2 separate regions of the Homo sapiens genome follow, and region 2 is linked to region 1. A link is an interaction called in ENCODE POLR2A ChIA-PET data of the cell type or tissue named here. Cell type or tissue: Panc1. All regions are shown on one strand. Links, peaks and the distances in the headings refer to the core of each region. The heading gives the core; the rest is flanking DNA.

The links. Peaks named below come from ENCODE experiments on the same cell type or tissue, not always from the same donor. Only the 100,000 strongest peaks of a DNase experiment are listed, where the experiment ranks them.
Region 2: POLR2A ChIA-PET joins it to region 1 with 5 read pairs; 4 of 35 experiments call an interaction of 5 or more read pairs at or near these places.

Annotation. Positions count from the first base shown.
Region 1 is chr14:103,355,485-103,363,103 of GRCh38, forward strand. No RefSeq gene overlaps it. Among named protein-coding and RNA genes, the nearest start is that of SNORA28, 21 kb to the left of the region's middle. RefSeq lists an enhancer at 5,821-7,020. In Panc1, for the core only: no CTCF peak of the experiment used is centred there; no DNase peak of the experiment used is centred there; H3K27ac peaks cover 261 bases.
Region 2 is chr14:103,258,643-103,264,542 of GRCh38, forward strand. No RefSeq gene overlaps it. Among named protein-coding and RNA genes, the nearest start is that of LINC00605, 73 kb to the left of the region's middle. In Panc1, for the core only: no CTCF peak of the experiment used is centred there; no DNase peak of the experiment used is centred there; H3K4me3 peaks cover 1,114 bases; H3K27ac peaks cover 858 bases.

The DNA of each region.
Region 1 (7,619 bases), core at 1,577-6,576:
TTCTAGCCATCAGACAGTTTCTAGCAGGGTCCAGGAGCGCATCAGGGCTGCTTTTTGAATGGTTTGTAGTTCTCTGTTGTGTAAGGCACAGACTTTCTCCAGAACCCAGGGGGTCTGTACTGGGAAGTAGCATCTTTCCCAACCACAGCCCCCTCTAGTTCCATTGCACCTGCTGAGTCATGGGTGCATGCAGGAAGCTGCTCTTGTGGCAGCCTGGGCTGCTGGAGAGCTCTTTCTGCTCCTGGCCCAACGCAAAACCAGCAGTCTTCCATGTGACCTGATGAATGGGTTAAACTGTCCATGTGGAGGCTCCTGAGTCTCCGTAGGCTTTATCTCCAGTCCCCTGGATGGCATGTGTCTTACCACGGCATCTGCTCTGATTAACGTGACGCCCTCTATATGGTGGCCAACATGCTGTTTTGCAGAATGTCTAGATGGTTCAGGGTGGAGGAAGATAATGAGTATCAAGTACAGCCTCAGGGCATTGGCAGCAGCCAGACTGTGGTTCTTCCCACTAACTCTCGTCTTGTAAATGTCCCCAGAAAAGTGTGACCAACCAGAGTCACGGAGAAGTCGTGCCTGGTCGGGACCACCTGGCAGTGAGAAGTAAGTGGGTCTGAATGGGGCAGAAAGGTCAGAGGCTGGCCCCGGATGCTGTTGAAAGTGTCATATCAACACTGTGCTGATTCCCTTCAGGGTTCTTTTAGAGGAGGGAAATAAACATTTGCCTTGTTTTGCATATTTTTTCTTATGCATGCAGCCAAAACTCGTCAAAGCTGGTATATAGGGGAAGATAAATACCCCCAAGAACAACGTGAGTGTCAGAGAAATCTCCCGCCCAACATCAGAAGAGATAGCCTAGCCAGAGCAGCCCAAACACACCATGAGCAAAATGAAAGTAAACAGCTTGGTAGATATGCAAGCATACACAGGGCCACTACAAGGAAGCAAAAACGTCAGTGTCATGAAGCACCAAAAAATAAATAAATAAATAAAATAAAATTTAAAAGTCTTCTTTAATCTAGAAAGAAGGTTGCTATGGACTAAACAGTATCCTCCCAAAATTTCTATATTGCAGACCAAACTCCCAGTGTGATGGTATTTGGAGATAGAGCCTTTGGGAGGTCATAGGGTTAGATGAGGTCAAAGGGTGGGGCCTTCATGAGGGGATTAGTACTCTTATAATAAGAGACACCGGAAAGCACTTCTGTTTTTCTTTTCTTTTCCTTTTCTTTTCTTTTTTTTTTTTTTTTTGAGACACGATCTTCCTCCATTGCCCAGGCTAGAGTACAGTGGCCCAATCTCAGCTCACTGCAGCCTTGACCTCCCGGGCTCAAGTGATTCTCTCACCTCAGCCTCCCAAGTAGCTGGGACTACAGGCATGTGTCACCATGCCCAGCTAATTTTGTTAATTTATTTATTTTTTGTAGAGACAAGGTCTCATTATGCTCCCCAGGCTGGTCTTGACTCCTGGATTCAAGCAATCCTCCTGCCTCAGCTTCCCAAAGTGCAGGGATTACAGGTATGAGCCACCACACTTAGCACAGAAAGCATTCTTGAGTGTGTTCTCTCTTCTCTCTCTTCTCTTCTCTTCTCTCTCTCTCTCTCTCTCCTGTCTCTCTCTCTTCTCTCTCTTCTCTTCTTTCTCTTCTCTCCCTCTCTCTCTCTCTCTCTCTCTCTCTCTCTCTCTCTCTCTGTCCCCTGTGGGGGTCACAGGAAGAAGACAGCAAGCCAGGAAGAGAGCCCTCACTGGGAGCTGATCATGCTGACACCACGATCTTGGACTTTCCAGCCTCCAGAAGGACAAGAAAATAAATCTCTATTGTGTAAGCCAATCAGTCTATGGTATTTTGTTATGGCAACTAAAGCAGACTAAAGATACATTTCTGCTAAATGCAATGTGTGATCCTCAGTTGGAGTCTGATTTTTTAATTCAACCTGCAAAGGAAAAAACAAACAAGGACAAGTATAAAAACAGATATGGTGAAATTCAATCCAAGGCAGAAAAGCAGGTGTCCCCAGATCCATCTCCCCATAAAAGAGCTCATAACAGTGGCTCACGCCTGTAATCCCAGCATTTTGGGAGGCCGAGGCAGGTGGATCAGTTGAGGTCAGGAGTTCGAGACCAGCCTGGCCAGCACAGTGAAACCCCATCTCTACAAAAATACAAAAATTAGCCGGGCATGGTGGCAGGCACCTGTAATCCCAGCTACTCGGGAGGCTGAGACAGGAGAATTGCTTGAACCTGGGAGGTGGAGGTTGCGGTGAGCCAAGATCGCGCCACTGTGCTCTAGCCTGGGCAACGGAGCAAGACTCCATCTAAAAGAAAAAAAAAAAAAAGAGCTCATAAGACTGTGACGTGGTGAGGCAACAACTCAGAGACAGGGCAGGAGCAGACAGAACCAAGATAATAACACTGCACATCTAATGGATAATGAAACAGCAAGAGGCCAGGCACGGTGGCTCACACCTGGCAGCTCCCACCTTCCAGCACTTTGGGAGGCCAAGGCGTGCCATCTTTTGAGCTCAGGAGTTCGAGGCCAGCCTGGGCAATATAGTGAGACACCGTCTCTAAAAAATATACAAAAATTAGCAGGACATGTCTGTGCATGCCTGTAGTCTCAGCGACTCTGGAGGCTGATGTGGGAGAATCACCTGAGCAAGGATGGGGAGGCTGTGGTGAACCAAGATGGGGGCAGGAGAATTGCTTGAACCTGGGAGGCAGAGGTTGCAGTGAGCCGGGGTCATGCCACTGCACTCCAGCCTGGGCGACAGAGACAGAGTCTGTCTCCAAAAAAAAAAAAAAAAAAAAAAAATACAAGCTTTGGAATTGGCCTGTAGTAACTGAACTTTCTGTTTGAGGTTTTTCTGGTGATTAACCTCTAACTACTATATAACACGGGTACATAGCTATAAGTTGCTGTCACTTTGAGACATTATCCCTTGGGGTCTCAGGTGACACCTGTAGAGGTGACTCACCACCCCATCCCCCCACATCTTCCTCTCAATGTGGTTATTACTATTTTCTATTATTATTTTCATTTTTTTTTAAACCGAGTCTCACTCTGTTGCCTAGGCTGGAGTGCAGTGGTGTGATCCCAGCTCACTGCAACCTCCGCCTCCCAGGTTCAAGCGATTCTCCTGCATCAGCCTCCCTAGTAGCTGGAATTACAGGCATGTACAACCGCTCCCAGCTAATTTTCGTTGTTGTTGTTGTATTTTTAGTAGAGATGGGGTTTCACCATGTTGGCCAGGCTAGTCTCCAACTCCTGACCTCAAGTGATCCGCCTACCTTAGCCTCCCAATGTGTTGGGATTTCAGGTGTGGCTCACACCACGCCTGGCCATTATTATTATTTTCAATCCCTCTATTGGTTCCTTCCATAAGCTTAAACATAATATTTGCGATTTTATTACTGGTTCTTCTATCCATAGAGGCTTCTCTTGATTCCCAACAAGGGAAGATGAAGATATTTGTTTCTCTAACCTTGGCTTTATAACCTCCACCTTCCAACTCCCAACTTAAGTCGTCTGTACTATTACTTTTATACTGTCAGAATTGATAGTATTTATAATCTGCTTGCAGTAGAAATAAACTGGTTTTTTGTTGTTGTTGTTGTTGTTGGGTTTTTCTTGAGACAGGGTCTCACTCTGTCACCCAGGCTGGAGTGCAGTGGTGCCATCACAGCCCACTGCAGCCTCGACCTCCTGGGCTCAAGGGATCCTCCCACCTCAGCCTCCCAAGTGGCTGGGACCACAGGTCAATGCCACCACACCTGGCTAATTTTTTAATTTTTTTGTAGAGATTGGATCTCACTATGTTGCCCAGGCTGGTCTTGAACTCCTCAACTCAAGCAATCCCCCTGCCTCAGTCTCCTAAAGAGTTGGGATTACAGGCGTGAGCCACTGCACCTGGCCCAGAATAAAGCTTTCTGTCCTTTACTTATAGGTCGATTCTAAAGGCGAAGATTGGGGCAACACTTTTCTTTTTTCTTTTTTTTTTTTTTTTTAAGATGGAGTCTCGCTCTGTCGCCCAGGCTGGAGTGCAGGTGGCACGATCTCAGCTCACTGCAAGCTCCGCCTCCCAGGTTCACGCCATTCTCTTGCCTCAGCCTCCTGAGTAGCTGGGACTACAGGCGCCCGCCACCACGCCTGGCTAATTTTTTGTATTTTTAGTAGAGACGGGGTTTCACCGTGTTAGCCAGGCGATCTCCTGACCTCGTGATCCACCTGCCTCGGCCTCCCAAAGTGCTGGGATTACGGGCGTGAGCCACCGCGCCCGGCCAACACTTTTCTTTATAAGATAATACAAAATGTCATCACTGTAGAACCAAGTTGTGCAGTGCCACATTTTTCTTTATTCAACTTTTGCTTTTTTCCCTAGAGTTGGAAGTTGCCTTTTTTGTTTTGTTTTGTTTTGTTTTGAGACGGAGTCTCGCTCTGTCACTCAGGCTGGAGTGCAGTGGCGCGATCTCTACTCACTGCAACTTTCACCTTTGGGCTCAAGCAATTCTCCTGCCTGCCTCAACCTCCCGAGTAGCTGGGATTACAGGCACTCGCCACCACGCCTTGCTAATTTTTTGTATTTGTAGTAGAGATGGAGTTTAACCATGTTGGCCAGGCTGGTCTGGAACTCCTGACCTTGAGCGATCTGCCCGCCTTGGCTTCCCAAAGTGTAGAGATTACAGGCGTGAGCCACCAAGCCCGATGGCAAGTTGCTTTTCTTTCTGTGTTGCGTTGTCTTCCTTTACTGCATCTCAAGCCTCTTCCAGAATCTCAAGGGTGCTCTGGCATCTGTGGAATCACCTTGTTTTCAGGACGCCTCTCTCCCGCTGCTGTCGTGCCCTGCTCCAGTCCGAGCCTGCACCCACTGTCTCCCAGGTCTTCCTTCATTGCTGTCTGAGTTGAATCTTCTGTTTCCTGGATCCCATGTGTTCCCCTCTCTGCCATCGCAAATCACCAAGGAACCTCTCCAGAAAGGGTATGTGGGAGAGAAATTATTCTGAGTCCATGTGTCTTAGGTTTTGCTGTATAACAAACTACCACAAAGCACAGTGGCGAAACAACCATTTATTTCTTCCTTACATATCTGCAGCTCAACTGTGGTTCAGCGGGTCCAGGCCAGGCCTGGCTGGGCTTGACTCTGGACTGCGGATCAGCTCCCAGTCTGCTCCAACCATCTTTTGTCCCACGTGAACCAGCAGCTACCAGACTGATATCTCTCTTGGTGAAAGACACAAGCCCAGGCCCATGGCAAGCATATTTCAAGTTTCTGCTGGGTCACACACATCTGCTTCCATCTGATTAGCCAAAGCAAGTCACACGGCTCAGTCCAACAGCAACGGAGCAAGGAAGTCGGCACCTCCCACAGAGCTCAGGGGAAAGGAGTGAATATTTGCTAGGTAATAATAGAATCTTCCACAGCATGTAGTTCTAAAAATGTCTTTATTCTAGGCCTGGCACGGTGGCTCACACCTGTAATCCCAGCACTCTGGGAGGCCGAGGTGGGCAGATCATCTGAGGTCAAGAGTTCAAGACCAGCCTGGCCAACATGGTGAAACCCCGTCTCTACTAAAAATACAAAAATTAGCCGGGCATGGTGGCAGGCACCTGTAATCCCAGCTACTCGGGAGGCTGAGGCAGGAGAATCACTTGAACCCAGGAGGCAGAGGTTGCAGTGAGCTGAGATCACACCATTGCACGCCAGCCTGGGCAACAGAGCGAGACTCCATCTCAAAAAAAAAAACAAGTTTTTATTCTGCCCTAACATTTTGTTGGTAAATTAGCTAGGTATAGAATTTCAAGTTTCAGATTATTTTTATTGAGAACATTGAAGGCATTGCTCCAGGGTCCTCAAGCATCCAATGAGGCTGATAAATTTGATGTGATTGGATTTTCATTCCTTAGTAGGTTAATTTCTCTCTCTCTGAGAGCTTTTAGAATTGTCCTGCTTTTTACATTTTTCTTTGCTTTCTTTCTCAAAGTACTGTTTTATGTATGTTAAAGAATATATACAGTCGGGCTGGGCAAGGTGGCTCATGCCTGTAATCCCAGCACTTTGGGAGGCTGAGGCAGGCAGATCACCTGAGGTCAGGAAAAAAAGAAAAAAAGACTTGATTACTATGTATATAGTATTTTTTTGTATACCTACATACCCATGATAAAGTTTAATTTATAAATTAGGCACAGTAAGAGATTAACAACAATAACTAACAATGAAATAGAACAATTATAATAACCTACTGTAATAAAAGTTAAGTGAATGTGGTCTATCTCTCTCTCAAAATATCTTATTATACTTTATTCACCCTTCGTATGATCATGTGAGATGATAAAATGCCAGCATCACTACTCGTGCCCTTTGGGGCCATTATCAATGAAAACAGGAGTACTTGAACACAAGCACTGTGACACCGTGAGAGCCGATCAGAGATGGCTGCTGAGTGACTAATGGGGCAGGTAGCATAGAAAATGTGGATACGCTGGACAAAGGGATGATTCACATCCTAAGCAGGATGGAGCAAGCTAGCAAGAGATTGCATCATGCTCCTCAGAATGGTGCACAGTTTAAAACTTATGAATTGTTTACTTCTGGAATTTTCCATTTCATATTTTTGGGCCACAGTTGACCATGAGTAACTGCAACCACAGAAAATAAAGCCTTGGGTAAGGAGGGGCTGCCGTATCATACTCTGCCCCTATACGGCTCTGCCACCACCCTCTCAGCTAATGATGTCAGAAGTTATACCTTTATACATTGGGTGCCAAAAAACATAGACTTATTACTGGCTTTTTACTATTAGTCTTTTAAATCATGTATAAAAGGAAAAGTGGTGTTACAACCCAAAATGACAATAATACTAGCTTTTGTAATTGTCCATGTATTTACCTTTATAGAAGATCTTTATTTCTTCATAGGACTTTGAGTTATTGTCTAGTGTTCTTTAGTTTATTTTTTTTTAATTTTTGCTTTCTTCCTTCTGCCTATATAATGGCAAATATCCTTTAATTTCAATCTGCAGAAGTCCCTTTAGCATTTTCTGTAAGACAGATCTAGTGGTAATAAACTCTTTCTGCTTTTGTTTATCTGGGAATACCTTCATTTCTTCTTTTCTGAGGGCAGTTTTGCCAGGTATAGGATTACTTTTGTTTTGTTTTGTCTTCTTTTTTAAGAGACAGAGTCTCACTCTGTCAGCCAGGATGGAGTGTAGTGGTGTGACCATAGCTCACTGCATCCTCAAACTCCTTAGCTCAAGTGATCATCCCTGCCTCAGCCTCCTAAGAAGCTGCAACTACAGTTGTGCACCAACATGCCTGGCTAATTAAAAAAAAATTTTGGGGGGGGATGAGGTCTTGTTATGTTGCCCAGGCTGGTCTTGAACTCCTGACCTCAAGTGATTCTCCCACCTCAAGCCTCCTAAGTAGCTAGAATTACAGGAAGGAGCTAACTTGTCCAGCAGGATTCTTGATTGACAGTTTTTTCTTTTATCTCTTCAAATGTACCAACACATTGCCTTCTTGCTGCCAACGTTTCTGCTGAGAAATCTGCTGTTAATCTTACTGGAGATCCCTTATATGTAACAATTTGTTTCTCTCTCCCTGCTTTCAAGATTCTCTCTT
Region 2 (5,900 bases), core at 381-5,380, 98 kb before region 1:
CAGCTCCTTTCCACTCTGGATTTCAGCCTCTTAGGAGAATAAGCCAGCGAAGTGGGGTTGGGCCGCAGACACAGGAGTGGGAGAAAAGTGGAGGGGAGGGTCCATGTAGTCAGACCAATACTCCCACTGAAACCAGATCATATGGTGGACTCAGTGTTTTAATGCTGTGGTTTTGGCCAGGCATGGTGTCTCCCATCTGTAATCCTGGCACTTTGGGAGGCTGAGGCAGGTGGGTCGCTTGAGCCCAGGAGCTCGAGATCAGCCTGGGCAACATAGCCAGACCCTGTCTCTAAAAAAAAAAAAGTTTTTAATTAGCCGGGTGTGGTAGTGCACACCTGTAGCCTCAGCTACTGGAGAGGCTGAGGCAGGAAGATGGCTTGAGCTCAGCAGGTCAAGGCTACAGTGAGCCATGGTCACACCACTGTACTCCAGCCTGGGCAACAAAGAGAGATTTTGTCTCAAAAAAAAAAAAAGTGTCTTTTTAAAAAACTGGAATGCTGGCAAGATAATCACCAGACCCAATGGAAGGGAAGCAGGACTCTGTGGGGTCAGCCAAGCAGGAGGACCCAGGAGAGTTTAGGGGGTGAATGAGAACATTGATTCCCATGGGCTCTGGGGGAGGGAAAACAACACAACCCTTGGGTCCTGGAGTGGGGTGTCTACGGGAAATCCCCTCCACGCTGTACTGGGCGCACAAAGGGAGTTCGCCCAGAAGCACGTGCACAGCCTCTGGGGCGGGCGCCTGCATTGCACCCCTCAAAATATTGCTACCATGATGTGCAAGGACAAGGTGGGGCACAAAGGTAGCCAAGCACCAAAGACAGAAGCCAGGACAAAGAGGGGCTCCAGACCACAGAAACATGCCCACCGGGCGGCAGAGCAGGGGACAGACTCTGTGCCCCCGTACTTCTATTCCATGTCCTGGGTCTCACCTCACACCTTTCTTGCAGTTCATGTGTCTCTCACTGTGTCCACAATGATATTCTACACATCCAGAAGGGTTTGTAGTAATTATAGGGTTTTTTGTTTCTATAACTCATATTTATTTATTTTTATTGGTACACAATAATTGTACATATTTATGGGGTACGTGGGATATTGTAATACATGCATACAATCTGTAATGATCAGATCAGGGTATTAGGATATTCATCGTCTCAAATGTTTGTCACTTTTTTTTTTGAGATGGAGTCTTGCTCTGTCACCCAGGCTGGAGTGCGGTGGCACGATCTCAGCTACTGCAACCTCTGCCTCCCAGATTCAAGTGATTCCCCTGCCTCAGTTTCCCAAGTAGCTGGAACTACAGGTGCGCGCCACCATGCCCAGCTAATTTTTGTGTTTTTAGTGGAGACAGGGGTCTCGCCGCATTGGCCAGACTGGTCTCAAACACTTGACCTCAAGTGATCCACCCGCCTTGGCCTCCCAAAGTGCTGGGATTATAGGTGTGAGCCATGTGGAGGAAAAGTTAAATATTAAATTTGAACTCCATTGAACTTGAACACAAGGAATGGTTATGTGCCAGTAAATAGCCTCTGGGCATCTGCCTGGGAGCTAATAACCTATACTGATTGTTCTGGTAAGGTACATTTTCTACCTTAAGGCAAACAAACAACAGAATCTACAGAATAGGCTAACCTTCCTGTATTCCCTGAGTCCAGTCATGAAGGGCCCTCGTGCCTGGGGCTCAGGCCAAAAAAGGAATACTACAAAAGGGTGAGGGTCCCAGACCCCGCCGAAGCTCCGCAAGAACTCTCCTCGTCTGTGCGCGGACGGGCGGCCGACTCTGGAGCCCAGGCTGCTGCTTCCCTGTCTGGTGATGCTTCCTCCATAGTCCAGTGGGTGTAAATATATACAGATATATCTTTTCTTGTCCCTTTCCCACTGTGATTTGCTTATTATATTTGTGTTGCCATATACTTGGGATGAAGGCTGTTTGCCCTTAAAAGTATCGTGTGTGCCTTTTCTTCACCCCCCGGGCATTTCCCACACAGAAACTTTTGGTATCAGGAACAGGATTCGAAAACGAAAGTATGCCACTTTCCAGTCGCAGGGACTGGGCTGGAGGCTCGGGGACTTCCCACATCCCGGGATGGGAACTTCCCCAGTTCTCCCCCTCGGCGACTGAATAGTCCAGGGGAACTGGCTTTTGTGAAAATTGGGAATCTAAGTTAGTGCATTTTGAACTGTTGGCTGTGTGTGAGGTGCTGCAGGAAATTCTAGTTTGATAAGGGGATGCCGAGGGAATTTCCTGGCATGGATGCTGCTTGCTTACTGCTTATAAGTTAATGTGTCAAGATAGGGACCGGTTGCTACAAAAGAAATGTAAGCTGGAAAAGGAAAATGCTAATTTGACTTCCAGACTGGCCCTGGCCCAATGCCAGGCCTATGTCTTGACTGATCAAGCTCAAAGCTAGTAATGCTTCCTCCATAGTCTGGTGGGTGTAAATATATATAGACATAGCTCTTCTTCTCCCTTTCCCACTGCGATTTGCTTATTATGTCTGTATTGCCATATACTTGGAATAAAGGTGTTTACCCTTAATAGTATTGTGTATTGTGCCCTTTCTTCTCCCCTCTCGCGTCTCCCACACAGAACAATGTCCAGCAGTATTTTTTAGTAACTACAGTTTTTTTTCTAGAATTCATATTTATTTTGTTGGTACACAATAATTGTACATATTTATGGGGGACATGGGATATTGTAATACATGCATACAATTTATAATGATCAAATCAGGGTATTAGAATATTCATCACCTCAAATATTTGCCATTTCTATGTGTTGGGAACATTTCATATCTTCTCTTCTAGCTTTTTTTTTTTTTTTCCTTGAGATGAAGTCTTGCTCTGTCTCAGACTGGAGTGCAGTGGCGCGATCTCGGCTAACTGCAAACTCCGCCTCCCGGGTTCAAGTAATTCTTTTGCCTCAGCCTCCCAAGTAGCTGGGACTACAAGCATACACCACCACACCTGGCTAAGTTTTGTATTTTTAGTAGAGATAGGGTTCCACCGTGTTGGCCAGCCTGGTCTCAAACTCCTGACCTCAAGTGATCCACCCGCCTCGGCCTCCCAAAGTGCTGGGATTACAGGTGTGAGCCATGGTGCCTGGCCATCTTCTAGCTATTTTGAAGTATACAAGAAATTATTTTTAATTATACTCACCCTACTATGCTATCAAACACTAGAACTTATTCCTTCTAATTGTATGTTTGTACTCAGTAATCAATCTCTCTTCATCCCCACGCTGCACCTTTCCCAGCCTCTGGTAACTTATCTTTCTACTTTCTATCTCTATGAGATCCACTTTTAAAACTCCCACATATGAATGAAAACATGCAATATTTGTCTTTTTGTGCCTGGCTTATTTCAATTCACATAATAACCTCCAGTTCCATCCATGTTGCTGCAAATGACAGCGTTTTATTTTTTATGGGCAAATAGTATTCAAATTGTATACACATACACATATATATTCATCTGTTGCTGGACATATAGGTTGATTCCGTATCTTGGCCACTGTGAATAGTGCTGCACTAAACATGTGAGTGCAGGTATCCCTTTGATATACTGATCTCCTTTCTTTTGGATAAATATCCAGGAGTGGGATTGCTGGATCACATGGTAGTTCTATATTTAGTATTTTGAGAATTCTCCATACTGTTTTTCATAATGGCATGCTAATGTTCATTCCCACCAATGTTGTATAAGAGTTCTCTTTTCTCCGCCACCTCACCAGCATTTATTTGTTGTCTTTTTGAAATAGCCATTCTAACTGGGAGGAGATGATATCTCACTGTGGTTTTAACTTGTAATTCCCTGATGATTAGCGATGTTGAGCATGTTTTCATATACTTGTGGGTCATTTGTATGTCTTCTTTTGCTAAATGTCCATTCAGATCATTTGCCCATTTTAATGTGGTTGTTTTTTGGCTGTTGAGTTGTTTGAATCCTTGTATCTTCTGGATATTAGTCCTTTGTCAGATGAATAGTTTGCCTTCATTATGTTGAGGTATGTTCCCTCTATACTTAATTTGTTGAGAGTTTTTATCATGAAGGGATGTTGAATTTTATCAAATGCTTTTTCTGCATCTATTGAGATGATCATATAGTTTTTATTCTTCATTCTGTTGATGTGATATATCACATTTATTGATGTGTATATGTTGAACCACCCTTGCATCCCTGGAATAAATCCCACTTGATCATGGTGTATTATCTTTTTGATGTGTTGTTGGATTCAGTTTGCTAGTATTTGTTGAAGATTTTTGCGTCTATGTTTATCAGAGATACTGGCCTGTAGTTTTCTCTTTCTTCTTTTGTCATGTCCTTGTCTTATTTTTGATATCAGGGTAATTCTGGCTTCATAGAATGAGTTAGGAAGAATTCCTTCCTCTTCCACTTTTTGGAATAGTTTGAGAAGAATTGATGTTACCTGTTCTTTATAATTTTAGTAAAATTCAGCAGTAAAACCATTTGGTCCTCGGCTTTTCTTTGTTGGAAGATGTTTCATTACTGATTCAATCTCATTACTCATTATTTGTCTGTTCAGGTTTTCTGTTTCTTCCTGGTTCAATCTTAGTAGGATATATATATTCAGGACTTTATTTCCTCTAGGTTTTCCAATTTATTAGTGTATAGTTGTTCATAACAGTCTCTAATGATCCTTTGTATTTCTGTGTGTTCATTGTAATGTCTCCTTTGTCATTTCTGATTTTATTTGGGTCTTCTATTTTTTTTGTTAGTATAGCTAGTGGTTCATCAATTTTTCTTGTATTTTTTAAAAACTAACTTTTTGTTTTGTTGATCCTTTGTATTGATTCTTCATCTTTATTTTGTTTAGTTCTGTTCTGATTTTATTTCTTTCCTTTGGTTGATTTTGGGTTTTATTTGATTTTGCTTTTCCAGTTCCTTGAGGTACATCATCAACTTATTTATTTGAAATCTTTCTATTTTTTAATATAGGCTTTTATTGCTATAAACTTCTCTCTTCACACTGCTTTTGCTGTATCCCATAGGTTTTGGTATGTTGTGTTCCTGTTTTCATTTGTTTTAAGAAATTTTTGGATTTTTATCTTAATTTCCTCATTGACCCAGTGGTCATTCAGGAGCATGGTGTTTAATTTACATGAGTTTATATAGTTCCCAAAGTTCCTCTTGTTATTGACTTCTAGTTTCATTCCAATGTTGTCTGATAAGATATGTGATTGATTTTGACTTTTTAAAATATTTTGAGGCTTGTCTGTGGCGTAACATATGATCTGTCCTGGAGAACGATCCATGTGCTGATGAGAAGAATATATATTCTGCATCTGTCAGGTAAAATGTTCTGTAGATGTGTGTTAGGTTCATTTGGTCTAAAATACAGTTTAAATCTATTTTTTTTGGTTGATTTTCTGTCTAGATTATTTGTTCAATCCTGAGAGTAGGGTGTTAAATTCCCTAACTATTATCGTATCGGAATCTACCTCTCCCTTTAGAACTAATAACATTTACTTTATATATCTGGGTGCTCCAGTGTTGGATGCATATATATTAAGAACTGCTTTACCATCTTGCTTAAATTGATCACTTTATCATTATATAATGACCTTCTTTGTCTCTCTTTATAGTTTTTGACTTAAAGTCTGATTTATCTAAGTATAGCTATTCCTGCTCACTTTTGGGTTTCATTTGCATAGAATATCTTTGTTCATCTCTTCACTTTCAGTCTATATGTGTCTTCACAAGTGAAGTGAGTTTCTTGTAGGCAACATAGAGTTGGGTCCTGTACTTTAATCCATTCAGCCAGTCTATACATGTATATCTATATTTTTTGAGACGGAGTTTCTATCTTGTTACCCAGGCTGGAGTGCAGTGGCACGATCTCAGCTCACAGCAACCTCCTCCTCCCAGATTCAAGA